Regions from separate parts of the Homo sapiens genome. Here region 2 is linked to region 1. A link is a loop called in an ENCODE intact Hi-C map of the cell type or tissue named here. Cell type or tissue: Caco-2. All regions are shown on one strand. Each heading gives the region's core, and the rest is flanking DNA. Links, peaks and the distances in the headings are about the cores only.

The links. Hi-C counts contacts between places; a loop is a spot of excess contacts. Peaks named below come from ENCODE experiments on the same cell type or tissue, not always from the same donor. Only the 100,000 strongest peaks of a DNase experiment are listed, where the experiment ranks them.
Region 2: it touches region 1 in a loop (3-fold over the local background); 3 of 110 quality-filtered maps call a loop at or near these places.

What each region holds. Positions count from the first base shown.
Region 1 is chr7:13,253,843-13,269,539 of GRCh38, reverse strand. No RefSeq gene overlaps it. Among named protein-coding and RNA genes, the nearest start is that of ARL4A, 570 kb to the right of the region's middle. In Caco-2, for the core only: a CTCF peak has its summit at 6,409 (motif pointing right); no DNase peak of the experiment used is centred there.
Region 2 is chr7:13,175,948-13,191,644 of GRCh38, reverse strand. No RefSeq gene overlaps it. Among named protein-coding and RNA genes, the nearest start is that of ARL4A, 500 kb to the right of the region's middle. In Caco-2, for the core only: no CTCF peak of the experiment used is centred there; a DNase peak (open chromatin) is centred at 6,334.

The DNA.
Region 1 (15,697 bases), core at 5,130-7,629:
ACAAACAACCCCATCAAAAAGTGGGTGAAGGATATGAACAGACACTTCTCAAAAGAAGACATTTATGCAGCCAACAGACACATGAAAAAATGCTCATCATCACTGGCCATCAGAGAAATGCAAATCAAAACCACAATGAGATACCATCTCACACCAGTTAGAATGGCGATCATTAAGAAGTCAGGAAACAACAGGTGCTGGAGAGGATGTGGAGAAATAGGAACACTTTGACACTGTTGAAGGGACTGTAAACTAGTTCAACCATTGTGGAAGTCAGTGTGGCGATTCCTCAGGGATCTAGAACTAGAAATACCATTTGACCCAGCCATCCCATTACTGGGTATTACCCAAAGGATTATAAATGATGCTGCTATGAAGACGCATGCACACGTATGTTTATTGCGGCACTATTCACAACAGCAAAGACTTGGAACCAACCCAAATGTCCAACAACGATAGACTGGATTAAGGAAATGTGGCACATATACACCATGGAATACTATGCAGCCATAAAAAAGGAAGAGTTCATGTCCTTTGTAGGGACATGCATGAAACCGGAAACCATCATTCTCAGCAAACTATCGCAAGGACAAAGAACCAAACACCGCATGTTCTCACTCATAGGTGGGAATTGAACAGTGAGAACACATGGACACGGGAAGGGGAACATCACACTCCAGGGACGGTTGTGGGGTGGGGGGAGGGGGGAGGGATAGCCTTAGGAGATATATCTAATGCTAAATGACGAGTTAATGGGTGTAGCACACCAACATGGCACAGGTATACGTATGTAAGAAACCTGCACATTGTGCACATGTACCCTAAAACTTAAAGTATAATAATAATAATAACAAAAATAAAAAAAATAATTACCACTAAAAAAAATGATGGATTCAGAACTTCCAAGGTCTACGGAGTAAAGAAAGAAAATAGCAAGTTAGAAATATTAAAAGAAAATTATCTAGAGCTGAAAACAGATATATATCTTCTATCAAACTAAGTGACTTACAAGATGAATTTTAGCAATAGATTTACATCTGGACATATCATTTTGAAAGCATAAAGATAATGTTAAAAGCTGCAGAGAAGTAAAATTAAGAAATGAGAGGAAAGGTTATCTCCAAAAGAATGAAAATCAGATTTACACGAGATTTCTCACAAGAAGAGTGAGAAAATAATTATATTTAAAGCTGTGAGATAAAACAATTTTAACTTAAGTCTGTACTCAACCAAAGGAAAATTTAAGTGCGAGGGGAAAAGGGCATTTTGTGATAATGGTAAATCTTAAACTGGTCCTATGCACTGCCTGTCCAGGTGTTTTTTAATCCCTTTTCTTGGAAAATGGTAGTTTTACACATCTTTTTTTCTTCTCATATATAATGACTCTTTCCCACGCTGCCCCCACATTCACTGCCTTTATGCTGTGGCTTGCTTCATGGATTTCATTGAGAAACTAGAGGCAGTGAAATGAAATTTCCGTATTCTCCTATAATTCATTCAACCATCTTTTCTACATGCGTCAGGCTCCTCTTAAAATAAACATTCCCATTCTCTCAAAGGCTACAAGCATTTTTCTTATGCCCTATATCTCTATTTCTCTTGTTATCCCAACAATATGGTTCTTGTCAATATTCCTTTTTTCTTCTACAACTTCATTATATCACTTTATAGCAGATGTTTCCACTTAAATATGTTCCAATACCCCTCAGCGAACCATAGCTACCACCTTACTTCCTGTTTCCCTTCATGGCATGTGTTGTCTATAGTCACTGTGTCCTTTCTCACCATCACAATTTACTCTACTTCCCAATGCAATGAACCTCCATTCTGGCCAACCACAAAAATGGTCTTTTGTTGTTGTTGTTGTTGTTGTTGTTGTTGTTTCAGCTGTCACCCAGGCTAGAGCGCAGTGATATGATCAATAGCTCACTGCATCCTTGAACTCCTAGCACAGGGATTCTCCTGCCTCAGCTGCCCAAGTAGTTGGGACTACCACAATGTCTGGCTATTTTTAATTTTAATTTTTTTTTTTTTAAGAGAGATGGGTCTGCCTATGTTGCCCAAGCTGGTCTCAAATTCCTGGCATTGAGTAATCCTCCCACCTTGGCCTCCCAGAATGCTAAGATTATAGGTATGAGCCATTTTCTCACCTTCCACCCCCAACACCCTTTTTTTAGTTCTGTAAAATAATGAAGGTCGTTTTTCTTCACGGTGGATTCTGTGTCATATTCCTGGTTCTCCACTTTGCCTGGCTCTTTCTTTTTAGTCCCTTTTCTGGGTTTCCTCGTGGTGTCCACCTCTAAGTGTTCAGATCTTAGACCTGAGCTCCCTTTTCCTTCCACACTCTTCTGTCTCCCTGCAAAATGGTTCCCCCTGTTTCACCAGGCACCTGCCTATTGCCTGCTTACGATTTCATTCTGAGCTAAAATATCTCTTCTTCAAAAAAGCCTTTCTAACCACTCAATATCTCTTGTATCATATTGTTTTGTTTTCTTCATAGCAGTTACCACTATCAGACTTATCAAATTATGGTGTTTCCCATCTCTCTAGAATAAATTTAAAAAGCATGAATGAAAGAAATGAACTCATTTGTAGCATTCACCACCAAATCTCAAGTACAAACAACAGTGTCTGGTAAGTAGTAAGCTTATAATCTGTAAATGAATTGCAAAATATGTTGATAAATAATTAATATATAAAGATCACCTTTCATTTTGAAAAAAGACAAATATCTTAGAAAGTTGGAAAGTTATCACAATTAAATGCAAATAATATTTAAACATATGAAAATATTCTCAGCTTTATTAGTAACTGGAGAATACAAATTAGGTCTATAATATTTATTGCTTTGAATATTTTTAAAATATTAATAACGGCAACATAAACTTCAGGAAAGGCAAATTGACAGCATCAATCAAAATTCAAACTTCATGTATTCTTAGCATTGTTCCTATAAAGCTATCATGATTCCAACATACACAGAGATTTATGTACCAGGATGCTCACTGCAGAAAAAAAAGGAAATAATCTAAATATGTATTCATAGAAACAGGTGGATCCCTTTCCATCTCTCTCTCTATCCCTCTCTCTCTCTCTGGATAGTTATCTAAGACATCATTTAAAAATGATCATAGAGAGTCACAGATGCATAGATGTATAGGTTATTTTGAAGTTTAAAACACATTTATTAATTTGTATGTTATTTGTTTTGTATGTTAGAGGTCTGATGGTATAATGATTGGTTTCTCTGTTCAAGGTATGTTGACTGAGTCCTTATCCAAAGGCTTTAGTGAAAAATCTGCTTCCAAGGTCATTTTTTGGTTGGAGGAATTCAGTTCCTGTGGTTGAGTGACAGAAGTTTTCTTCTTCTTGCTGCCTGACAGCTCAGGGCTCTACCAGCTCCTACAGACCATCTGAATTCCTTGCCATGTGGCCCCATCCCTCTTTCAAGCTAGCAGTGGCATCTCAAATTCTCCTTTTATTAGAATCTCTGATTTCCCCTTGTTACCAGCAAGAGTGAGCTCTCTGCCATTAAAGGGTCATGTGGTTATGGCAGGCCCACTCAGATAATATGCCTAATTTAAGCTGACCTGACTCAGAACCTTAAGTACATCTGAAAAATCCTTTTGCAGCAAACTGAGATTAGTCTTTAAGTGGGAGAAGTAGGGGCCAGGGAACATGGGGAGCCATCTTAGAATTCCATCTGCCACACTGAGACTTAAAGAAGTTATGTAATTTGCCGAAGGTAGAACAGGGATGTAAAATCTAAATACAGTATTTTATAATATCTTGATTTACACTATATGGCATATATATATATAATGTTTTATAAAATTTACAATAATAAGCTAAGTGTAATGTTGCATTTCCTATTGTATGTGGCCAGGTAATACACAGAGTTCTGTAACCTAAAAATTCTTTACTTGTGATATTTTCATTCACTTAAATTCATGTTTTTTTGAGGAATACGAAGGGAAACAAAAAGTTAGAAACTTGGATGTATTTAGTACCTGTTATGTGGTCTAAATATTCCATATACCTATGAAAATGACATGTCTATACTCTGGCAAAGTGCCAGATATTTTTAAAACTTCTGAAATTAACAACTATATAGCATATTGACTCAATAAATTTAAAGCAGTATTGATATTAGGAGATGATTTACTTCTATCATCAAAGATGATGTTCTCTCCAAAAGAAAAATGAAATAAATACGATTTGACCTCAGTTGTTTCTTGAACAATTACACATCACTGACATCTTATATATTTCCCTGGATTTTTATTAAAATCAAATAATATGTATGAAAATGCATTGGTAAAACACTTAGTCTTTCAATATAAAGCATTGGCATATTGATTATACTTCCGTATTACCTGTATAATTTCTGCCGGTAAGCTAGGCATCATTGGAAACAGTAGCTGTTAATTTAATGTACTCCTTGCTGATTATTTATAGTTCTGTAGGCCTGAAAGGTTTCACTAAACTTAGCGGATATGCCTGGCAGCTGGTGCAATTTTTGGGGTGAAGTATTTACTTACATTGGCAAGGTGTATGTAATACATGTTTTTAAAAAAAGTAAAAATTACTCAAGAGGCAGCAACAAATGCGATAGTTGAAACAAACTATGTTAACATGTAATGACATGTATTATGGAAATGTACAGAAAACGAATACAAGGAAAAAAAGTGTACTGCAAACCTCTTACCTCTGAGAAGGAGAGAGGCTGTCCTTGTGTGTATCTGTGTGTATGTGCTTGTGTGTATATAGGTGTGTGTCTGAAAGTAGGGAGATAGCAAAAGAAAATTCACATTTTACTCTATCTGCCTCTACAATGTTTGAATCATATACATACAGAAAGTCTTCACTTAACATTGTCAGTTGGTTTTTGGAAACTGGCTTTAAGAGAAATTATGTATAACAAAACCATCTTTTTCCTCATCAACATTATGACAAAATGACTTGAAGGAAATGAAGTTATTTAAGAACCTGCTGTAAGTTGTTTTGTTTAAAGTCATAGTTTCCAAGAATCTATTGACAACATTAAGGAAGGACTTACTATACAAGAGATTGTGATAATGTATAAAAGGTAAGGTTTAAAAGGGAAAATAAATTATATTAAAAACGTAAAATATGGTTACAGGAGTCACTGTGATAATGGTTTTTAAATGGTGCTACTGGAAAGCAAACAAGAGGGTCCCTAATCTAGTGTGAGTTCAGGGAAATGGCTTCCATAAAACAAGTGACATTATCATTAAATAATTGCATTACTCAAAGAGTAGATCTTGGGATATAAAAATATAAATCTAGACAGAAATTGGGAATTTGAAGTCATCAGCATATATTGATACAAATTGGAGTTATCAAATACAATGTTCTCAGCGCAGAAAAATGGACACAATGAGACTTCTAAGGGACAAAAACATTTAAGGGTTGGGTAATGGAATACGACCAAGAGAGGGAGGCTGAGAATGAGTACCAAGATAAGCAGGAACAAAATCTGAAAAGTATGGATTCTAGGAAACTAAAGAATGTCTGGAGAAAAAGAGAATGACTAAGAATTTCAAATATTGCCCAGTGGTTATGCAAGATAAGTATTAAAATGCGTTCACTGATTATCTAACAAAGAAGCCAATGGGGAATGTTGGGGGGCAAAGCATTTTCTGTGGATTCTTATCTGAATATGGACTGAGGTGGGTTATTAAATCCATCTGAATAGAGAACGTGGAGGAGGTAAGTGTAGGTCTTCTTTTAAGAAGCTTGACGATAAAGGGAAAAGCAGGGGAAAAGAGAAGAGGTTGGACCTGGCAGTTAAAGGTTTTGGCTGATTGGTGGGTGCTTTTCTGCTACAGTTGTTTTGATAGTGGTTGTTTTCAATTTTTTCAATGTTTTATGATGCTGGAGAGTTGTGCATATTTAAATCCTGATAGGGAGAAGCCAGAAATTAGAATAGGTCATTGATATAGGACAGAGAGAAGAATGGACGAAGGACAAAGCGTGGATGGAGATTATCCTCTAATGGGTCTCTAATATGAATAAAAGGAATAGAGGAAGAATTGACTGCTTTTTAGTTCGTAAGTAGAAAGTGGAGGTAGTTTTTGGCTGAAATAATATATTTTACATATGTTGTCTCTAGTATTCACAGTACCATATCTAGGGTGGGACACATTTTATAGATCAGAAGAAAAGGATTTAGCCAGCAATTGATCACTGTAACATACAAGGACAGATACTATAAGGAAGTGAGTGCATTATGTACTCGCAGCTTTGTGCTTATCTACTTTTTATTTAGGTCAAAACACTGCTTTGTTTCAATGCATAAAGTATACTTAATTTCTAAATTATAATAGCAGACATGCTTCTTTAAAAATAACGTTTTTGTTTTTCATTCTCCCACTAGGTGTCAGGACAACACTACAGACGGTAATGGTCTGAAATCTGTCAGGACACTTGTTACTAGAAACCAAAAATAACTGAATGAATGAATAGAGAAATAATAGATTTATATTTTTCCTGTACAGTTGTTCTCTCCTCCAGCTATTCTCACATGTTTAGGAACTGTCATTAATAAGTACACAGTGTCCAAGGAATCTTTCTCTTCTAAAAACTGTGGAGCCTTGGGGAAGAGAAATAGGTTTTATTGAGAGAGAACTAGTAACAGCTCTGTGCTGATGATTCCTTGAGAGAAAATGTCAGTAGAGCATAGGAATGTTAATTTAGTGTGGACTACTATTAAGTATCTCAAAATCTTGACTTATTGAAAAGGCCATGGAATCAATAACCTCATTTCTCCCGGCTACATCTCATTATGCCCAAGGAAGCAAGGCAGAACCTACTGTCACCAGAACATACTACATTATTCCAGTAAAACAAGGGTTGCAAATGAGACATGACCAGAATTGTGAAAAGAACTCCTTTGTCATTCACTAGCTCCAGGATCCAGGGCAAACATTTAATTTCTCTAAACCTCATCTGTGAAAGGTTGAAATATGTTTTGTCCCTTTCTTAGGGCTATTTTTGTGTAGCCCCACATTTAAGGGAGTTAACTCAGTGAATGTCACTTCTCAGTCCTTCCGAATGCTGCAGGGCCTAGAATATCTCCATGCCTAAGGAAATCTAAATCAAGATTTTCTCCATTAGAATCTTATCTTCGGTGCCTAAAGTTTTCAGATCAATTTTGCTTGAGGGAAGCTGCTGGGCGGGCATTCTCAGGAGAAGATAAAGTCAACCAGCAGTGTGATTTCAGTCACAGACCCCTCTTCTTGAATGGAGTCCTCTTTGATCTTTTGCTGTGGACTACATTGTGCCAGGAAGTGTGGGTAAAACATAAAAAAACATCGTGCTTGGGACTCTTCTCCTGAAAAGGCTTTACCAGGAGCAGAAAGCTGACATTTGAGTCACAAGTACCTTCTCTCTAATCAGACTGACTGGTACTGGATTCCAGCCCCATCACTTAGAAATGACATGACTTTGAAGAAATCGCTTACTCTTTTTAACTTTGGATCCCCCTTGTATTATTACTTCAATCTATAAAATCGTGGTAATAATAAAACCAACCTAAACATTTTTTCTAAGTAATAAATGAACTAATACTTTTAAAGAGTCGAGAGTTCGAGACCAGCCTGACCAACATGGTGAAACCCCATTTCTACTAAAAATACAAAATTAGCTCGGCATAGTGGCAGGCTACTGTAATCCCAGCTACTTGGGAGGCTGAGGCAGGAGAATAGCTTGATCTCATGAGGCAGAGAATGCTGTGAGCCGAGATAGTACCATCACACTCCAGCCTGGGCAATAGGAGCGAAACTCTGTCTCAAAAAAAAAAAAAAAAAAAAATGCTGAGTCCGGTGGCTCATGTCTGTAATCCCAGCACTTTGGGAGGCCGAGGCGGGAGGATCACCTGAGGTCAGGAGTTTGAGACCAGCCTGGCCAACATGGTGAAACCCCGTCTCTACTAAAAATATAAAATTAGCTGGGGGTGGTGCCATGCGCCTGTAATCCCAGCTACAGGCTGGGATACAGGAGGCTGAGGGAGGAGAATCGCTTGAACCCGGGAGGCAGAGGTTGCAGTGAGCTGAGATCCCGCCACTGCAGTCCAGCCTGAGCAACAAGAGCAAAACTCTGTCTAGATAGATGGATGGATGGATGGATGGATGGATGGATAGGTAGGTAGATAGATAGATAGATAGATAGATAGTAAGTACAGAACAATGCTTTAGCAACTAGAGGATCTCCCACCATTGTCAGAAAAGAACTAGCTCGGGTAAGTTCGGATATATTTTGAAAATCAGAACTTTCACCATTGATAGCTAAGTATAAACTGCATCTGTTAAAAATTATTCTCTTAACATAAAACAAATTAGAGCCAGAGTAAAAGGTACAAATATCATATTGTACATATCATACTTCTCAACATTATACCAGAATCTGAAATTTTAAAATCTAATATTCTGAAAACAAATTAGAGCCATACCACTCTGAGCAGTTCTGCTCAAATGACAGGCATGAGAAAGATTATAATTGTTGGCACTCCACACACACGGTTTTATTTAGAAAGTGTTTCTCCTTAGTGAGCAGCAGGCATTTATGCAGCACCTATATAGAAATTACCAGTGAAATGGGAGGTGTAACTTAGAAATGAATATGGCAATATGAGTGCCAGGCAAGTACCTTTACTAAACAATGCATTTCTAGGTTCTAGGCACATGTGGCCCAAGCACACTTGGAACTTATACAAGCTCTTTTTTTTTCTCTTCTTTTTTTTAAACTAACAAATAGAAACTGTATATGTTTATGGTATACAACATGATATTTTACATATTGTGGAATGATTAAATGAAGCTAATTATCATATCCATCACTTCATACACTTATTCTGAGAACATTTAAGATCTCCTCTTTTTCCAGTTTTCAAGTGTATAAACATTACTATTAAGTATAGTCATGATATTGTACAACAGATCTCCAGAACTTATCTGGAATCGGAAATTCTGTAAACTCTCTATTTAGACTTTTAGTTAACATATATCTGCCATTATAAAGAATTGTTTGGTCCTATTGTATGTAACAAGGGCTGTCACAGGCCACTGTCATAAGACAAGTTCCCTAGAAGCAGAGCCTGAGACAGATTCTTGTGCAAGGAATGTTTGACTGAGGGAGTGCTCTTAGGAGAAACCTGTAAGGAAGCAAATGAAGAACAACAGGGTAGGGGAAGCAACTAAATAAAATCTATTTCAACCTGATCTCACAGGGAATTGTGAAGGGAAAGTACCCATAAATTTGTTCCCTCAGTTAGGTCACTGACTATGTTCTATCCCCAAGGGATCTGCACAACTCCACAGGAGTCTCTGAGCCTCTAGTCAGCTGAGTGAATTCACCTACAAAAGTGAAGCTGTGAACCATGAGCAGACAAGGCTCACAGCAGCTACAGTACTCCCAAGACTTCACTAGCCTGGGAAAGGAAACTGGGCTGGGCACAAACAGTATCTACTGGCCATCACACTACACAGACATTACCAGATAACATGGACAAATTTAGTCATGAGTGAATGACAGCTCTACTGCTCTTCATTCTAATTTCCATTGTCTGCTTTCTAGTATCATCTTTGTGATACTTGGACTTTTATCTGCATTATAATATTAACTTATTTTACTTGCGTATAATTTAGTTGCTTATAATTTACTAAATTATAAGCAGGTAAAATAACAGTTAATATTATAATGCAGATAATAATAATATAATTTGCTTCTTTGAGAAGCAAAATAAACATTATTTTTTCAGGGCACAAGGTGACTATTAAGTATAGAGAAGCTTATGATAAATTTTTAAAATAATAATAAATGCAATTAACTAGGAGGATACAATTAGATGTCTCTATTTAACATTTAATTATAATAGATATACCCAATCAAGACAGCCAACGCTAACTAGCTGATGCAGTAGGCTCCTTGAAAGTGAAGAAGGGACAGGAAACCATCTACATTGTTTAATAAAGGAAACATCATGTTTAACACCACTGGTGAGGCTGATGATACCATCTGCTTTCTAACTCTTCCACTTTTGTCTTTCACTTGTTTCTTTTCAACCGTATCTACCACTTTTTCAGTTGAAATGGCATAGTATTGGCCGGGTGCAGTGGCTCACGCCTGTAATCCTAGCACTTTGGGAGGCTGAGGGAGGTGGATCACCTGAGGTCAGGAGTTCGAGACCAGCATGGCCAATATGGCAAAACCCCATCTCTACTAAAAATACAAAAATTAGCCAGGCATGGTGGCAGGTGCCAGTAATCCCAGCTATTTGGGAGGCTGAGGCAGGAGAGTCACTTGAACCCGGGAGGCGGAGGTTGCAGTGAGCCAAGATCACGCCACTTCACTCCAGCCTGGGCAAAACAGCAAGATTCTGTCTTAAAAAAAAAAAAAAGGCATAGTATTATATGAATATGGTAGAGAACACAATGATATACATTTATGTTTCTTCATGGGGCTGAAATACTCAACACATTTTTTTATTGGAAAAGTACATTGAGATATGTCTTTAGGGGCTGTGCTTCTCAAGACTCTTATTTCGAGATTTGACAATGAGTGCCTTAATATTGCACATGGACAGTCACTTATGGAGGAGATCAATACAAATGGTTCAGAAAATCTTGATACCACAGGAGAGAAGAAGGTAAAGATTCTCTATGGGTAATTTTAGAGTCTTGGTTGAGGGTGCCTAATACTCTTACCATTTATATATTTGTTTATGTTAAGTAATACTTTACGTTTGTGTATATGGGATTTTTAAGATGTATCCATCTTATTGTTAAGCAACACTTTGTTTAATATACAATTGAAATCTAGATAATTTTGGAAACATATATTAAAGTGGCAACTTTCACATACCATTTTGCTTGCTTGCTTGCTTTCCTGTCCCCTGCTAACAAATTATTATGCAATGTCTTATGCTTATTGAAGTTACAGGCATCGATATATTTCTGACAATTTGACACACTAACATGGAGAAAATGAGTTAAATGACATAGTGTCAGCTGTGAGTTTGTGATGAGATGCCTTCTCACATCTTCAAATAGTTTATACAAATTCTATATTTTCTACTAGCATGACTCTATAAAGATCTGATTGATATTCCTTATTTACAAACTGGCTGCATGTTTTCTTAAACTGATTAAAATACACAAGTATAATTTGAATATGGAGTTGACTTTGATTTCTTTTGCATTTATTTAATTGCCTTTGCAAAAAGGAAAATGTCAAATAAATGTGGGTGTAGAAAGAAAGGCACAGCCCCGCCCAAAATGTCCCCATACCAAAGCCAAGTTACTTGGTCCTATGGAAAATCAAATGAGGACACAGGCCTCCAGCACCTGTGTGGCTATTCACTAGTTGCCTACTTTACCTAAGGGAAGTTAAACACCTCCTTACATTTCAATTTAGTCATGTAACAATGAAAGTAATAATACCTTTACCTCAAATTGTTTTTGGCTTTAATGAGACAGGGATATAATAATGCTTGGTAAGGTAACTGTACGAATGTAAGGTAATGCTGTTATTTTATGAAGTGGGGAGACATGGATATATTAGGGGTTAATCAGGAGAGTGCCAGAGAAGAAGCCACGTGTTTCTCATAGGACTACATTCACCACTTCAGGCGCACTGAGTCACACACGCTTAGAAATAGGGTATTTTACTAACATTCCACAAAACCACACAGCCGGATTGAAGAAAAACTAATTGGAGAAGAGACTGTGGAATGTACTTGAAGGGATATGGATGCTGTTTTGTATTCAGGAGAGAACACTGTAAAGATCTTTTAAGCCTCCGAAGAATATTTGGGGATTATTTTCTTCTAGTACCTTAATTGTTTCCTTGAGAAGCAAAATAAACATTAATTTTTCTAGGACACAAGGTGACTATTAAGTATAGAGAAGCTTATGATAAATTTAAAAAAAATAATAAATGCAATTAACTAGGAGGATACAATTAGATATCTCTATTTAACATTTAATTATAATAGAAAATAATAATCCCATTATGATTGATTTTGGTTCCTGATTATGTTCTTGAAAGTCTCCCAGAAGCAGAGATGGCTATGAAAATATTTGTGAAAGTGCAGCCATAAAGAAAGTTAACATACAAAACAATAAATATACATTTATTTGGTTCACATACAGAAAACGAACACTGGGTCCACATTTGAGAAAGTTAGCTATAGAGAAATGCAACATTCCAAAGAACAAATCTATACAATGCATTAATATATTAATTGATACATAGAATATCAACGGTATCCATATATAATGCTATACATTAATATGTACCCAGGACTTTCTTTGTGCTAATCAATACTTATCTTTAAGGATATACAGTTATAAAGTCCTAGGGAAAATGGAGACATAAGCTAACATATTTTACCATATTACTGATATTTAAAAAGTAAAATATATACACACTGAGAAAAAAATATAAATACAGCACTTTAAAAAATTATCATAATCTAGCACATAATGCTTTCTTAATTAAAATTTTTTTAAATGTACAATTAGGTACATATAACTATAAAGTTACATATATAGCTAACCACCCATAAACAGCACATGTTTACAGGTGTGTGTGTGTGTGTGTGTACAAGTCAAATCAAAATCTGTTGCCCAATCAAAGGGAGTGCTATAGAAAAATATTAGATTATCTTATGCAACCTTTATTATTATCTTTTTATTACTGGACCTACAAGGCAAAATAAAACTGCAGCATTAGTTTTCCTTAAATATATTAATAAACTATCCAGAACTTTCATTTCTGTTTTCCTTTTTTCTTTTTTTTTTTTTGAGACGGAGTCTCACTGTAACCCAGGCTGGTATGAAATGGCATGCTCTTGGCTCACTGCAACCTTCGCCTTCTGGGTTCAAGCAATTCTCCTGCCTCAGCCTCCCAAGTAGCTGGGACTAAAGGCAGCTGCCACCACACTGGGCTAATTTTTGTATTTTTAGTAGAGATGGGGTTTCACTATGTTGGCCAGGCTGTTCTCAAACTCCTGAACTCGTGATCCGCCTGCCTTGGCTCGAACTCCTCAACTCGTGATCCACCCACCTTGGCCTCCCAAAGTGCTGGGATTACAGGCGTGAGCCACCATGCCCGACCAGAGCTTTCATTTCTTAAACGTCAAAAATTAGTTTTTAAATGTATGTACATGTTTCTTCATGACTCCTTCAGGAGACTTGGAGGCTTAATTTAGATGGTCATCCCAGTTTTTCCATGATTTTCTTATTAGTTTTAAGCAATTTGATTGTGAATGATTAAAGCAAACAACATTTAATTTTCTTACTACTTATATACCAAGAAGTCACAGGTATTAATTACAGTTATAAAAGTATCTTTTAAAATATGAATGGTGAGTGAGTATAAGAAATACTAGTACAGAAGTAAAAGGAAGAAAAAACACAAATATGAGAAGGGGGATATGAGGAAGTAAAATGCTAAGGCATTATTCTCAGTTGTGGCTCCAGATAAACAATTATTTAGAAACCTTTTAGGGTTTGAATGAATGCTAGTGTTATTGATGACAAAATAAAATAAAATAAGGAAAGTAGGACTAATAATATAATTTTAGCACTTCTAATTCTGTAAACTTTGTTGAGCTGACTCCTGAAAAAGTTGGGGTTAGGGGCACCAACCCACCTTACTCCTTAACCCCAGAGCTTACCCCCCAAAAAGGCAAAAATCTTTGTGTAACTTGACTCCCCAAAAATGCAACTACTAATAGCCTAGTATTATCCAGAAGCCTTACTGATAACATGGTTGAAGAACACATATTTTATATGTTATATGTATTCTACACTGTCTTCTTACATTAAGCTGAGAAAACAATATTAAGAAAGTCATAAGGAAGAGAAAATACACTTACAATGCTGTACTGTATTTATTGATATCTAAGTTTACATAATTTGTTTACAAGATGAATTGCCTAAAATGGTGGGAAACTGCAGCTGCAGACCTATCTAGGGTACATATCAAGTAATTCAACTTGTTTTTTAATGTCATTTTCTCTGCTTCTTGGGAGCACTTCCAGCAACACTAGTGGCACTTCATATGAGTCCCATGGTGTTATTTAAGGTTTATGGTATTACACTAAACACGATGAAAAACAGGCAATAGCCATGAGAGATAACTTTTTACTGTGACACGCAATTTACTGAAGAGACAAACTGCTCCGCACAAGTGTTTAGCATCACAGGGCATTTTAAGTAGATACTCCCGACACTTGAGCTCAGGGCAATAGCAATGGGAGGTGGCTGTGAAATTATTACAGTAATATAGTATTTACTATAGCTAATCTATGCAGTTATGATTTAATACTGCATCTTTACATTTGTTTACATTACTCTTGACTGTGAATGTCACTGTGTATGGTCTGTAAGTGTTTGTGGGGGTAATTTTTAAATAATGGATTTATGTATGTTTTATGGTAGTAAATGATAAAACAGACAAATATCTACATATATTTTATGCATTCATGATATACTTAACTTTTTCTTAATTCTTTTGAGATTTCTAGACTCCACAGCTCATCTGTGAGTTTTTTCAAATTGTCACAAATCTCCAAAATTTTTCCAATATATTTATTGAAAAAAAAATCTGTGCAGGTATATTCATTCAGTTCAAATCCATATTGTTGAAGGGTCAAATATATATATATATACAAGGAGATTTATCATACGTTATTGACTCACTTGACTATGGAGAGTGAGAAGTCCCACAATCAGCCATCTTCAGGCTAGAAACCCAGAAAAGCAAATGGAACAGTTGAAAGGCCCAATGGCTGGGGAGCTGATGGTATAGAATCTGGTCTGAAACTGAGCCTGCAAACCAGGAGCACTGAGGACAGGAGACTATCAGGAGAATATCAGTGTCTAAGCTCTGCAGTCAGGCAGAGTGAATTCAATCTTCCTCTACCTTTGTATGCTATTCAGGCCCTCAATAGATTAGCTGATGCCCACCCACACTGGGGAGGGCAATTTGCTTTACTCAGTTCAATTCAAATGCTGATCCTTTCCAGAAACATCCTCATAGACCCTCCCGGAAAAAAAAAAAAAGTGTCTAAAAAGATATTTGGGCATCCCATATGTGGCCTAGCTGAATTAATACATATAATTGGCCATCAGAGTCTGCTAGTTTCAATATTGGTTTCATATCAAGGTCAGACTTAGTTGATATCTTTACTTGAAAATGTTGTCCTTTTTTTATGTTTTTGATGTTTTCTATGTCAGGTAATCTGGATCAACTGTGGAGATTGTGGACTCTTGTTATTTTTCTGTGGTGACTGCTGCTTCTCCGTGATATCGGGTAGTTTTCTGGAGTAGGTTGTGCCGCAGCACCATTCCCTGGTCTAACTTTTTGTCTTAATTTAGGCTCCCTGCATTCTGTTTTGTGCATGTGCAGAGATATGGATACCCGGTTTAGAGATTCCTTTTGGACGTTCTCCGTCTACCCTCCTTCAAATGAATGTGCATTCTAACATGGGCTATCCGCTGCTGTTCACTCTCCAGGATTATTCGTGTGGCATCTTCAGTCTAAGCTTAAATATTTTAGTTTTGGCTGAGCGGCTTTGAGTTTGTTCCATCCATGCCTCCTTTAGCAATCAGTCAGAGAAGGAGATAGAAAGATTTTAGAGATACTCTCCCTGGGTTTTTTTCCATCC
Region 2 (15,697 bases), core at 4,824-7,323, 78 kb after region 1:
GAGCCTTGTAAAATTTTGAAAATGCAACAAACTGTTTCTTCAACAGAAAATTAAATCTAAATATAATACCCTTATTGAATTTCCTTGGAAACAACTAAATATAAAGACACTGATTTTTCCACATTCTAACTTTATCATATCAAAATGAGTCCACTTCCAAGTTTGCAAATATGTCACTGATGACATCGTAAAATATTTCTGAAATAGTAAGATAGACATTCTGAATCTATTTTTTCTTTGCTCTAAGAAGCATATTAGCTAGCAATTACTAGTTTCCATGAGTAAATCCTTTCTTGAAATCAGTCATAAATTCAGTAAGTTAATTCTACCAATGTAAGAGTAGACTAAAACAAAACACGATCTCTATTAAATATTGGGAATTTAAAAATGTCTTTTCACCTTTAAACATAAAGTTTTGTCTCCATAGTGGAGAACAAGAGAAAGACGCGAAGAAAGTGACTGTCAGGATGTTGAATCTAAGTATCCTGAGGCTTTGCTGAGTTTTTTGTTGTAATTAGAGGTCCTCTGTCCCACTTTCTCACATTCATGAAGTCTTCCAAAAAGATATATGTGCAAGGAACAAGTTGAGACAAATGTACAAATATTTTTATCATCAACTGAGATGTTGGTCCTGAGAATCAATATAATTTCCAAGCAAATACAACTAGACTGAAATGAAAATCAGTGGAATCTCATATTTAAAAAGAAGGTGGTCCCAGTTCAACTTGCTAAGCTAGTTGCACAGAATTCCAAGAGAGAATTACAGTATTTGAAAGAAACAGTGAAGTTCAAAAAGAGTTTAAAAAAAAAAAAATCCAACAGCCCACTGCCAAAGAACGCTGATTTTAAGTTTTCTGTTTGTTACACTAACAATCTCATTGTCAAACATGTTGGATCTGGATTGAACCCATCTCTAGTAACGCATCTCTTACTTGAGAGTAGAGAAAAGACATTTGAGCATTTCATAGTGAAAAAAGTCTGCTTTGACAGTAATTATTTTGCTAAGTAGTTCAGAATAACAACTAGGTCTAAATCATCAACCAAGGGAAGAATATAAAATTTCTGCTCATAAAATTTGCAAATGTTTCTATGAATTGTGTGGAAATAAATGACATGAGAATGTTTCTTCCTTAGAGGTTTCAATTAATGTGTTTTGATGTTTCCTCTAAGACATCAAGAAATAACTCAGGAAAATATTTTTCTTACATTTTTCTCAGTTCTTTATATGGACTCTCCACTCAGCTGAGAAATCTTCTTTCATCTATGTTGCATGTTAGAGTATGTTCATGTATAATGGAGACCACAATGAGCAGAATTCCCTGGCTTCCACATTGATGAATATCAATAAATAAACATGTACTGTTTAAACCTACTGGGATTTTAGAATTGTTACTCTGCATAACCTAGCCTATTGTGACTGATATACAGAGAGAAACAAAGAATACAAAAAAAGTAAAGTCCAATTACCACAGGCTAACATGTTCTGCATTTTTTCACCCCACATAAAATTGAACCACGTTAACCCCTCTCAATAAATCCCTTGATCCTAGAGAGAAATTAAATTTTTGCAAAATATAGGGAAACAAACCTTGAAGAACTTTTTATTCTATTCAAATAAAACCAGAGGGATCTTATCAAGATGCCCAGTTGGAGTATGAGTTTCTTCATTACTATTTGAAACCAGGGCTTTGCTCATCTGGAACTGATCTAACCTTTTAAGCATATCCAAAGTTACATTACGCAAACTGCAAGCCTAATGTGTTTCAATTTTCCAAAGTTCCATACAGACAAAAGGAAACACAAGAAAATCACAGTCCAACACCATGAATTATAGAAAACACAAGCGCATCCCAGAATCAACTGTGATGACTGCAGCATGACTCTCTACAGTCCAATTCAACCATTACAGAAAATTCCAAGCTAAAATAGTGTGTCCCCAAACTACTTGTAGTTAGCATAAATCTGGGCTGCCTCTAGGTCTATCTTAAGATAGCATTTTCTTAAAGAATAACACCATTTTGGCATCTTTTTTCTTAAAATGTTATGAAATGAGAGAAACTATAAATACACTGTGCACTAATATTTTATCAGTCTCATAATTCTATACACAGTTTAGATTCTAGTCTACAGCAACACATAGTTCTGTTACTGATTATAACAGAGACAGTGCTTTTTTTTCTTTTCTTAGAAATGAAGAGAAAAAAATAAGGTAAAGGAAAAATCCTCCTGAATTCAGCCTTGCCATGTGACAGTTAAATTAGGCCACTTATCCAAAGTTCATCCTTGTTCACAGGGACAGATATTATATCTGTGGTCCTAGGATTTTCATAACTGGGGAGATAAAAATAAGGCATTACTATTAAACATTCTTTCTTATAGAGCATCACTGAAATACCTTAGTCATTTTGCTATACTCTGACTTTATACACATATGCAAAATGAGCAATATACACATGGAAACACACACATGTGCTCTTGCATAAGAGTTCAGATATCACTGCTTATATAAAGAACAAACCTACATCAGTATCAGACAAGCATGTGGTTGAAGATCTTAGCGAAATTGTAGAGCCAAATTTAGGAATTTGTGTGTCCTACCAACCATTTCTCTCAATGCTGAATGAAATTGCAAAAAGTAGTCAGATAAAGATAAAGACCACCACAGTCATGTAATCTTTTGTAGCCAGTTCCATAACATCTAAAAGTATCTTACCATCAACAAATAAACAAATGAAAACCCAGTAACCTTCACACTGGAGTTTGTCATGCTTTCCGCTAAACAATTTTCAGAACTAGATCCGCACCAGCCAGAGAAAGTTGTGAAGGCAAAGTAATTTCCTGTGAGATTTTGATCACTAAATTGTGGCTGCCCCTAACTTTTGAGAGTCCCTTCTGTTCATTCCTCATGGAATATTAGCCAACAAACCTTTAATTGGCAAAGGAACTCTTAAAATAAAGCAGGCATTTTTTTTCACACAAGATTTCACTCCCGAAACATACCCATCTGCATTCACATTCGATGTGCCAATCAGTGGCAGACACCAGCCCTGCCTTCAAGCTGGAGAGAGATAGAATTGCCCAGGATTTTGAGTGACACCCAGATGCTAAACGGGTGAAGATAATAATTGGCACAATAGCTAAGCCTGTCCCATTACATCTATCCCCTTTGTGGCCGCCACAGGAAGTTATAAACACAGAATAAACAAATACTTCTTCACTATAGTTGGTACCTGGTCAACAACCCCCATAAGAAACATTCCTGGTGAACCGGTTTGGGCCAGGTTATGGTTAACAATAGTCTCCAAATATTTTTAATATTAACAGACAACTGATGATTTATTTGTTAGGGTGTCCATGACTTATTTTATTCTTTACCATTTCCTTCACATTTTTCCCAAATAAGATAGCAAAAACATTAAAAAATTCATTTTTCCAACTGTGATTTAAATTCCCACATTTGATATCTGAGACAGTCATGAAGTAGTTTAAGCAAAATAACAGATGGCAGTAATTTAATTTAGCTCAGTTATTTGTAGACATAATTCTCAAATTTGAAAGCATGGTGGTTAAACTCCACAGTTACTCTGCAGAAAATTTTGAGACAAAATCATTATTAATACTAAGATCTGCTAATAGGAACAACTACCACCCTTTTCCACCTCCCCAAAAAAGTTTGATTTATACCCTTGCATGTAAGCACAGTTAACACTAGACTTAAGTTATTCCGCTTTTAGAAAGCACTAGAAATGATACATTTTCCTAATAGGTTTGAATGAGTTCTCACATTTTTTTCATGCATTGGATGTGACAAACCAGCCACCCTAATGTACTATAGCACTAAAGTAGTGCTTCAAATTAAACCATTGAACATATATGTTTTTAGTAACATGTAAAAGGATTTATGACTTATGGTAATGGATACATATTTCTTGAGGTAGTTCATCGAATCGAGATTTCTAATAAATCTTCTGATATAAAACTTTTTATTTTTATTTTTTTGGTGAGATGGAGCCTCACTCTGTCACCCAGGCTAGAGTGGCACGATCTCAGCTCACTGCAACCTCCACCTCCTGGGTTCACTGACAATTTAGAATGTTAAATATTAAGCTGTATTTGTGGGAATATCAGTCTTGTTAATTGCATCCCAGCATATTATGCCTCCAAATGAAATTTTGTATTTATCATAAATATATTAATTTTTTTCAGCAAAGCATTATCAATTCTATGGTAGGCTATATTATAAAATTATAACTAAATATAAAAATGTATATTAAAATATAATTAGTACATATTAATGTATTATGAAAATGAAATAAATGTCTTAGGTGATATTTTCTCTAAAATTCAAACCCATGACAATTTTCAAAAATGTTTTTACTTGATCCTATTCAATAGTAACCCTAATCTTGGAAGACATTCTGCAGAATTTCTACTTAAGAACATTGAATTCAAAATAGATATAGCTGACATCATGTGACATGTATGTTCATGTTGTTTGTGTGTATGTGTGCTTATGCAAGTTGGTTTGTGAAAGTGACTTATATTTGTCTTTATCTAATATTCTCTAGGGTTAAGACAAAAAATGGAACCAAAACTGCCTATGGTATTAATTCTCTTATACTGATTTGATTTATACATTTTAAAAATAAATCAGTGTATAGTCAATTAACAAGACTGATATTCCCACAAATACAGCTTAATATTTAACATTCTACCTAAATTACTGTCTCCCCTTCATAATACTTGTCATTATTGTCAAACCCTGTATGTTATTATTTTCTTTTATTTTTATTAAGGTGTATACTGTGTTTTGATATACATAATGAAATGATTAGCACAGTCATGTGGTAGATGATTTGACAGTTTTTAGATTCCACATATAAGTGAGAGATCATGCAGCATTTTTGTGTGTGGTTTATTTCACTTAGCATAATGTCCTCCAGGTTCATCCACATTGTCCCAAATGACAGTATCTTTTTCTTTTCTTTTCTTTTCTTTTAGACAGAGTCTTCCTTTGTTGCCCAGGCTGCAGTACAGTGGTGCAATCTCAGATCACTGCATCCTCTGCCTCCTGGGTTGAAGCAATTCTCCCATCTGAGCCTCCTGAGTAGCTGGGATTACAAGCGCACACCACCACACCCAGCTAGTTTTTGTATTTTTAGTAGAGATGGGGTTTCGCCATGTTGCCCAGGCTGGTCTCAAACTCTTGGCCTCAAGTGATTTGCCTGTCTCAGGCCCCCAAGCGCTGGGATTACAGGTGTGAGCCACCACACCCAGCCTCATCTTTTTTTAAAGTAGAATATTTCATTTATATATAAACCATGATTTTAAACTGATTCATCCATTGATGGACACTTAGGTTGTTTCCATACCTTGGCTATTGTAAACCACACTGCAATGATCATGAAAGCAGTTATCTCTATGAGGTGCTAATTTAATTTCGTTTGGGTTTACTGGGTCATATAGAAGAATTTGAATTCTTTGAGCACTCTCCATGCTGTTTTCCATAATGGCTGTACCAATTTATATTCCCACCAACAGTGCACAAGTGATTCACATCCTTGCCAACACTGGCTACCTTTAGTCTTTTTGATCAACAGCCATTCTAACAGGTATGAGGTGATATCTCATTGTGATTTTAACTTGCATTTTTCTAATGAGAAGTGATGTTAAGTACCTTTTCATATAACCGTTGGCCATTTGCATGTCTTCTTTGAAAAAGTGTCTACTCAGGTCCTTTGTTCATTTTTAGATTGCGTTGGTTTTCTTTTGTTGTTGTTTGCTATTAAGTTATATAAGTTCCTCATGTATTTTGGATGGGAATCTATTAGATTTATGTATTTTAAAATAAAATGGAGCTCTAATGATGGTCTGAGTTGTGCAAAGGGTTGTAGTAATGAAGAATGAGATGGAAGCATCTGAAAGCTAACAGAAAACATTTTAAAATTTTGTAAACTTAGATGAACATATTAGCCCCAATTGTAAATTTAAAAATTACATGAAAATGATAACGTATGTTTTAAAATGTCTTTGATAATATTTAACATTAATGATATATTAAGTAACTTAAGAAGTACTTAAGAAGAGGGCCTTATAAAACTATGTAAACTAGGGTAGGGTAATAATCATGTTCTTTGTTTTCTGTATTTTATGATCCTTTGACCTCTTGGGGGCCTTGTTGGTCAATGAGAACCTGCCCCTCCCAGGGCTACTTAATTCCCAGAGTTAGCAAACAACTCCCCTGTGAGCATGCCTTTCATATACAAACCAACAAATTCAAAGTCCATATTCTAACCACCTCCTTCATCTAACTCTCTTACACCAAGCCAATATTTCCTCTGCCCTAAGTCACCCCAGGGCCAGGTGCTGGACAACTGGAGCTCTCCCTGTAGTAAACTGTAAATTGTACTCAATAGTAAGTTGGGTAAACATAGGATAGGATAGTTGGGGAGAGTCCACTGAAGTTATTCCAACTATCCTATCCTATGTTTACTCAAATTTACCTTCCCTGCATTAGTTCGTTTTTACACTGCTATCCAGAACTACCTGAGACTGGGTAATTTATAAAGAAAGAGGTTTAATTGACTCACAGTTCCACATGGCTGGGGAGGTCTCAAGAAACCTACAATCATGGTAGAAGGTGAAGGGGAAGCAAGGCATGTCTTATATGGCAGCAGGAGAGAGAGAGGGGGATTGGGGGACCCACCACACACTTTTAAACCATCAGATCTCTTGAGAACTCACTATCACAAGAACAGCATGAGGGAAAATGCCCCCATGATCTCATCATGTCCCACCACGTCCCTCCCTTAACAGGTGGGGATTAGGATTTGAGATCGGATCCCTTTTGGGTGGGGACACAGAGCCAAACCATATCACTGCCTCATTCATGTCTTCTCATGGAAACCACAATAAAGGCTCTGGGCCATAATTTCCCTCACTCCTCTGCCTCCTGAATGACCCTGGGGCTTCCCCATGTGGCCCTGTATGGTGTGGCATGCCCCCTTTTCCTGGAGACTATGAGTAAGAAAATTCCCTTGAGTGGCATTAATCTCACTGGGTTTCAATCAGTCACCTCTATAAATTAAATCCTACTTACAGTCAAAACAGGTAGTAATACCAATTATAAATTATAAAAGAAATACAACTTATTTCTGCATTTGCTTCACTTCTAGTAATGATTCTGTTAATACAGTTTTTGTGCAAACTAACTTGTTAGTGTACCTCTCCTGATTAGTCTCTGAACTGTTCTTTTTCTTCTCACCAAGTTGTTTGTTGTTCCTGTTTCTTTCCTGCTACCTATTCATCTATACTTATTCCATATGCTTGCCATTCTGTGTGCCTTTTTTCTCATTTATGCTAATTTACTCAAATTCATATATTTACCTAGTCTGTGACTTCATGAGAATAAAACTAAATTAAAATTTTATCAAGCTTATCTTATACCCTGTGAAAAGTCAAAGTCTAAATGGTATGTTAGTTCAAAGCAATTTTATTCCATTGGACAACTGTCTATGCTTCTGTGAATTAGTCTCTAAGGCAGTCTTATAAGAATCAGAATTCTCATATTCAGGACATCATTGTGTGAATCAAATATTTAAACCTGTAGATATTATAAACCAAATATTTTCTTACTTGCTGTACTGTGTAACACTCTATTTGTCCATCATGTTTATTAGCGCACTTGAATCTCCCTTTTCCACTAGTTTGAAAGCCGTAGAATGGAGAGACTTCTGGTAAAGCCTAGCTGGGGCTTATAATCTGCCATCATCTTGTCCTGACTATGTACTCAGATACTGAACAAATTCAAAGTCAGGGGTTTACTTGGGGCACGTTTATCGGAGATGAGAAAATGCCCTTTGTGAAGACCTAAATATTTTAATGTCTTCTTTATAGCTACTTTCCATTTTCATTTCTCAGAATCAGGCAGATTGATAGAAACAAGAGTAATTTTGAAGAAAATGTCAGAATAACACACTGGGAAGATATAGGTATGTATTAGTAGAGTGTCTTTTCTTGGTTCATATAGATGTTAACTAGAGAGATTCTTGAAATGAATCTGGTTTATTGTAAGTTTGATTGCCTACACACCCCTAGCACATTCTATCACACAAATGACAGCTTATACTTAATAAAAGAGGCCACTTATTTAAAAGCTGATTATTCTGAGAAAATCCTTAACCCAATTCCCTGTTTAAATGAAAATAGAAGGACTAGACTTTTACAAATCGTCCAAGGAATGCATTTCTGCTTTCTAAAGAAGGGAGGGTGGGATGAATGTGACCCACCTTTCCTCACACATCTTCCCAATTTAGACCTAGAAATTAAGATGTATAAGTATCTATAATAAGTGTTTTCCCATGGGTATAAATGTTGTCCCAGAGACTATGAAGAGGGCAAAAAGAATGGCAACCCGACTCAAAGACAGGCAACCTCCATCCCTATGTTTTCCTATAGGGCTGCACACATTGCTCCATCCCTATGTTTTCCTATAGGGCTGCACACATTGCTCCATCCCTATGTTTTCCTATAGGGCTGCACACATTGCTCCATCCCTATGTTTTCCTATAGGGCTGCACACATTGCTCGCTCTTGGAGCAAGGTTATGTTGTTGGCATTCAGAGAATATGCCCACAAATAATTATCCAAGGAATGGCGCAGTTTTTTTTTTCTTTTAGAGGGTAAGATAATAGATTTTTATCCCCTGCTGTAATTATGAAGTGTCTTTCCTCATGCTATTTCTAAGCTTAGTCGAAAAAGATTTTAATATGACTTGACTTTGATAACAATGATAAACTGTCTACTGATAAAATTTATTAATATCTATCTTGCTTTATTAGTGGAATGATACTAGCATAAAAATCTAAAAATTTTCTTGTTATAGGTGGATAGTATATTTTTCTCATTTTTTTAAAGAAACGAAGTTTTATTCCTACATTAATAACATATGATAAATATAAAACATTATTGCTGAGTGTGGTGGCTCACGCCTGTAATCCCAGCACTTTGGGAGGCTGAAGCAGGCGGATCACCTGAGGTCAGGAGTTCGAGACCAGCCTGGCCAACATGGGGAAACCCCGTCTGTATTAAAAATACCAAAAAAAAAAAAAAAAAGAAATTAGCTGGGCGTGGTGACAGGCACCTGTAATCCCAGCTACTTGGGAAGCTGAGGCCAGAGAATCGCTTGAATCTGGGAGGCAGAGGTTGCAGTGAGGCGCGACTGCGCCATTGCACTCCAGCCTGGGCGACAATAGCGAGACTCCATCTCAAAACAAACAAACAACAACAACAAAAAAAAACACAAAAAAACCATTATTGAGATGTTTTCCTCTTTTGGACCAAATCTTCAAAATCCAGTGTGTACTTTATACTAACAGTGCATTTCAGTTCAGACTAGCTGTAAAGTGCTCACTCACCATACGTGGATAGCATAGCTAGCTCTGTAGAGTTACAAAATTCTATTGGAAGAATTCATTTAGAATTATATATGGATAAGATGACAGCAAAAATGAAAAAAAGGGGTGGGGGGCTGGGGCAGGGATAGCATTAGGAGAAATACCTAATGTAAATGATGAGCTGATGGGTGCAGCAAAGCAACATGGCACATGCATAGTTATGTATCAAACCTGCACGTTGTGCCCATGTACCCCAGAAATTAAAATATAATAAAAAGAAGAATTAAGTACATTTCTTGTAGATTTTGCTTATGAAGGTAAGTTTATCATTTACATTATATTATAATATTGGGAGCTTTTAAAAATTTTCCCACATTCATCTTTTAGAGTACTTAATACCTCTTAGTTAAATCTAGGAGGAATTCAATTATGTGTAATAATCAGTATAGATAAGTTGCCATCTACTAGGTGCTTTCCATTGCCAGCCTGAATCTTGGTACCTTGAACACCAGTCTCTACAATTTTGCAATAAGGTGCTAATTGGATCAGTTTCATAAATTAAATATTCCATTCCTGATCTTTCCACCCACAGTTAACCCAAACTCGAGATTTGTTCTCAGTAAGCCAAAATTTTTCCTTCTCTGCGATCCTGGAGTATAACTGGCCTGCCATTCTTGAGAGGAAATTCTTAGTAGTGATAATTGGTTGCGTTTCTCCTTCAAAAGCCATGGCTCATTAATCCCCATCAAAGCAGCCTGAGCAAAGTCATTTCTACTCAGCAGCAGATTCAGGCTGATCCAATGCACAGGCTAAGCTGGCAGCTGCTCAACTGAGATTTGAAGGATCCAAGAAGCCCTCTCTGGCTCCTGGTTCTCTCGTTTTAAAAAACAAACAAACAAAATCCCTGTTATTCACCACATTGGCATGCTCTACTAGATCCAGATTTTACTGAAAAGGCAAACATGGGAAAACATATTCACCTGACTAGTATTCAGCATAGTCCACATCCTGAATGATAAAAAAATTAATTTTTGATTAGGGAAGAAATTAAAGAGAATTCATGCCTTCTTGTGATGATGTTGCAATTAAGGACAGTGATAGACAAGGAGACTTGGGAGCACACTGGTGACCTGGGATAGGTATGGGGACACAAAAGGGAGTCACCAAGAAGAAAAAAAATTTGAAAGAAATACATGAAGGAATAGCATTATTTCATAATTTTCTAATAGATCTGAAGTTGGAGATGTTTTGAATACATTTATTTGCTTTATTGATCTTTCTACTTTATAAACTAGTAAGCTAGATTCTGATATTCCTAAAAGAGAACTTATCAAAGAAATAAATAAGGTAATTTTTATTACACATTCAAAAAGTGAAATAACTAAATTTACTTTAACCTTGTGTTACTTTGCTAGTGAAGTAGCCAAATACTTTGCTATCTAAAAAATTAGATATTTCTTTCCTCTGCAACTTTCATAGAAAAAAATCTATTTTTCTTCAAGGAGATACTGAATGCCCCGCTTCTGAAAAATGTTCAGAGTCCTCTCTTAAGGTATAATTTGAATGTGTCAGAAACTATAATTTGTTCCAGAGAACTAAGCGAGAGGGTCTATTGTGAGATTTTAAATATATTCTTAATGGTTTCTAAATCCTCTTGTGAACTACATTAGTGTGAAATGTTATTTATTTAATCTAATAGAGCCATTACTCACAAAAGGAAACGTACAACTCCATCTCCTCAGAGAACAAGAAAGAGCTTCTAGGGTAAAGAAGAGAACAGAGCTGTTATTTATGAGTACAGATTAAAAAAAAACTGAATGAGTTGAACTTCCTCTCTCATGCCTACACTCGGAAAATGGAATCCACAGCAGAATTAGTTACCCAAATTCCTTTTCACAGTGTGCCTTTCCAGTGAACTCTCCTCTTCAGAAACTCCACAGCTGCTCACACAAATTAATTTTGCAATGAGGTTTTCTAGGAAAGTGTTGAACTGCAACCCAGGCTGCTTTGGATTCCTTTCTTTTTCGCTTACACAAGAGGCACTGTCCACGAGTGATGATATGTGGGCTCTAGAGGTATGTCCATGAATTTGAACACGCTGCTCAAAAGAGAGCATAATTTATGGGGTAAGAGCATAGTGATGATTTATTTTGCTTCTGTAAGGGAGTTATTATACATATGGAGGTGGTTGTACAACAGAAGGTAAAATCTACACAAAGTAAGATGACACAGTAGTTAAACCTGTGCTATGAAATCTGATAGGTGCAAATTCTAACTTGGCCACTTGCTAGCTGGATGAGAGCAACCATCATTATTCTCAGGCTGTTTTGTGTATCAGTGTATGTGATTGCCACAGTAACCCTTAAAACTATTATTATTCTTCATTTCAATGCAGAAACTGAGGCATAGGGAATGTAACTGTCCCACGTCTGGGAAATGGTGAAGCCTGGTTTAAATGGGAGCTGGTTACTGCAGAACATGGGCTCTTAGCAAAAATGCGGCTCAAGCAACAGACTTCTTACTCATTTTTTAGTTATTTAACCTCTCTTTTCTGTTTCCTCATCTGTAAAACGGAAATAAGTATATGACCTGCCTCATGGAATTAAACAAGATCATGAATGTAATAAATTGAGCACAATGCTGGACACTCAGCAAACAGTAAATTAGCTTTATCAAACGCTTACCTTTCTTACAGTCAGTCTCTAGAGAACAATATATCTCTAAATGTTAATTAGACAAGACAGTTAAATCTGTTTATTGGCCCAGACCTTCAGAGCATCTCACCTTAACACAGTTGATGAGTGTCTCAAGCAAGTGTCATCTGACATTGCAACTGTCAACTGTTATCATTGCAGCTGATGGTGAAACTGTAAACAGGCTATGTGGAATGACTAATAATGTGACGAAGAATAAATCCATGCTCACAAGCATGGTCTAAAGCCCTTTAACAGGTGGAATGATTGCTGGGACTTAATATCTCTCCTATCTCAATCTTACTGAAAGGCGGATATTCAAAGCGACCTAGATCTTACACTAGGTGGCAATGTTAAAATATGCTGGGCTAAGTCAATAATCTGACCACATGCATTCTAGTGAGTGGGCTGACAAGACTGCATAGAGAGTTCTGTGCACCTGCTCTTCTGCTGCAGACAAATAATATGCAGCAGGGAAAAGAAGTTGACCTAAAAATACACCATGAGAAGTCATTATCGGCATAAATCCCAAGAAGTATTTAGTGAAAGACACTGGGTTTTACAGTGGGTTTTCCTATTATAAATGATTTTGGGGAAAAAGTGCCAAGACCTAATATATGTGTATATAAAATATGGTTCTAAATAAAATGTGATCATTAAATAAGAATACAGTTATAAATTAAGGTATTACTATGAAGTATCAGTCTTAAAAAAACAATATCATACTACTTTGAAGGAAAAGAAATAAAATTTAGATTAATAACAATGTCATTACTAGCAAAAGGTCAATGGTAATTTTATCAAGCAAAGAAAACATTATTCCCTTCTCTTATATAGTTGATTTTTTCCTGAAACACTGCATTTAGCAAACAGGAATAATTTGGAGAGAAATAATATTGTAAAAGATATAAATTCTGATGACAACCATACAATTTTCTAATTAATAGTCCTGCCTGAATCTTTTCTGAAGAAAGATTCTTAGATTCTCATTTTAAAAACCACATACCAAAATGATAAATAGGAAAGACACCAATTATACTCACACATTAACCAGATGCAAACAAGAAGTAATGTTAAAATGCATTAGTCACCATATACCATGAACACAATTTTGTAATGACTGATTACTCAATAACTGGCTTGCAGATTTCCAGTAGCTACAAATATTTGACCATATTAGCATGTTCCATTAGTACCATTTTTTGAAAGTACATTTTATGACCTACCTGACATGGGAAAAATCTTGAAATGTGTTTAATTAGAGAATATTCAAAGAAAATAATAAGAACATATCAATCTAACACCAAAAATGTAAGTTAAATGTAAGTTCTGGGCCATTAAACAAAATTTGATAGAAAAAAAATTTTCATCACACTTTCTCAATACTCCCTGTGCATTGACCCTTTGTTGTGGATATACACATTTTTCACACATTAAATTCGTGTTTAAGCCATCTAGCAATACAGGATGCCAACAACCAATAATTTCACCATAGGCAATGGATGGAAAATTTGCATAAGTAGATGTGTCACAAAGAATCACTTTTATAGATACATTACAAACATAGGGAGATCAGGGCCCACTGTCCTAGAGGAAGTGTGCACAGATATTGTTCTTTTTGCAGAGATTTAACAAAAGTACCTTTTTCTTTTCTGTGTGATATGGTTTGGCTCTGTCTCCACCCAAATCTCACCTTGAATTGTAGTTCCCATAATCCCCATATGTCTTGGGAGGGACCTGGGGGTGAAGTAACTGAATCATGGGGGTGCCCCCATGCTATTCTCATGGTACTAAGTTCTCATGAGATCTGATGGTTTTATAAGGGTCTTCCCCCTTTGCTTGGTTCTCATTCTTCTCTCTCCTGCCACCATGTGAGGAAGGACGTATTTGCTTCCCTTTTCATCATTATTGTAAGTTTCCTGAGACCTTCCCAGCCATGTGAAACTGAGTCACACCTCTTTTCTTTATAAATTATTCAGTCTCAGGTATATCTTTATTAGCAGCATGAAAATTGACTAATACACTGTGTAAATCATGATCCAAGCAGGTAGTAGACCAATTTGATAAGAATCCCTGAACCTTCTAAAATGGGAAGGATTACCTCTTCCAGAATGAAAAGACTCGAATTTCTTTTGGTGTTAGAAAGAGCCAATAAACTGTTAGATGAAGCTAGTGGGGGCTAATGAAATGGTGAGTGGCAACAGGTGAGCAGACAGCTTACCCAAGTACAGAGACAAAAACAAAGTATTTCTTGGTCCTATTTGTGGCAGAAACTTTAGATGATTCAGTTTCCTGTGGCCACCTTGTACCTGGGAAAATTATTGTATGTATAAATTAAAATATCTGTGGGAAAGTAGAAGAGGGACGGAGTCAAAGGAGCATTAACTCAAAGGCCCTGCAATCTACAGATGAGACTCTTCATTGAGAGAAACACTGGACACTTTACCCTCAGATGTACCAGAGAAAGGTGATGTCCCTGCTATGGGTGAGACCAGGGGCTTATTTTCACTCTCCACTATTTTTAAATAACATTCTACCAACCCCAGAACTCAATTTGTACCAACAGCCTTTCCATTATTTGGAGCATATCAAAGGACTGATGAGTCTCCGGCTCTGTTCGTTAGGGTACATTTAAGCTTTTTGGGCTTCCTAGGCACTTAAAAGAGAAAATTTGCTCCTTGGAGAGGAATAGACAAGACTTTTGAAGTTGCTGAGCAGTGGGGTCTCTGGCATTGCCCTCTAGGGACTAAGTGAGGAATCTTATTTTCACCTAATTTGGGGGGATGCTCTTGTCATTGCACACTACTATGAACCATGGGTCAAATCTTGCCTGATACCTTTTTTTTTTTTTGCAAACTAAGGATAGTTTGTACATTTGTATATGGTTACATTTTAAATGGTGATGTAAGTACCTACAAATCTTCAACATTTGCCTTTCCTTCAAAGCCTAGAAAATTTACTAACTTGCCTTTACAGCAAAAGTTTACCAATTTCTGCTTTATTTACACAGAGTTAGATCTATTAGAATAACTAGTCAGTTGTTTGAATGGTAGACTATTGTGGCTTTGCGTCCATTAACATTTTTATTAGAAATTTTATAAAAAGCATCATTACATGGACGCTACTGGGACATACAGCTCCTTGAAAGATATGCGATAATTCATATATATTGAGTTTTAAAATGTTAGTCATGTCACTAATGACTCCAGAAGATACCAATTTATATTTTCTGTGTAGTAAAAATAAGAACCCAGTAACTATCAGGGTAAAAAAAAAATAGCATTTCTTAAAAATTATACACAGTCCATTATTGTCCCATAAATTATTAATAGGTCAAATTTTTAAGTTATCACATTGAAGAGTATTTGTGGAATTTTAGAATGAAAAATAAAATAAGTTTTTCCTGCAGGACTGTAGAGAGATTTTATGGAGGAGCCATACTGTGCATTAGTTTTCTTTTCAAAACAGTGGATGATTTTTGTTTAGGAACCTATTCTACATTTTCCTTTCTTGAGGTTCAAATAGAGCTCCACCCCATTACCAACAGGAAAGAGGCACAGAATCTGGGTTTCAGGTTATCAGTTGATAACAATATTCATGCACATTCAA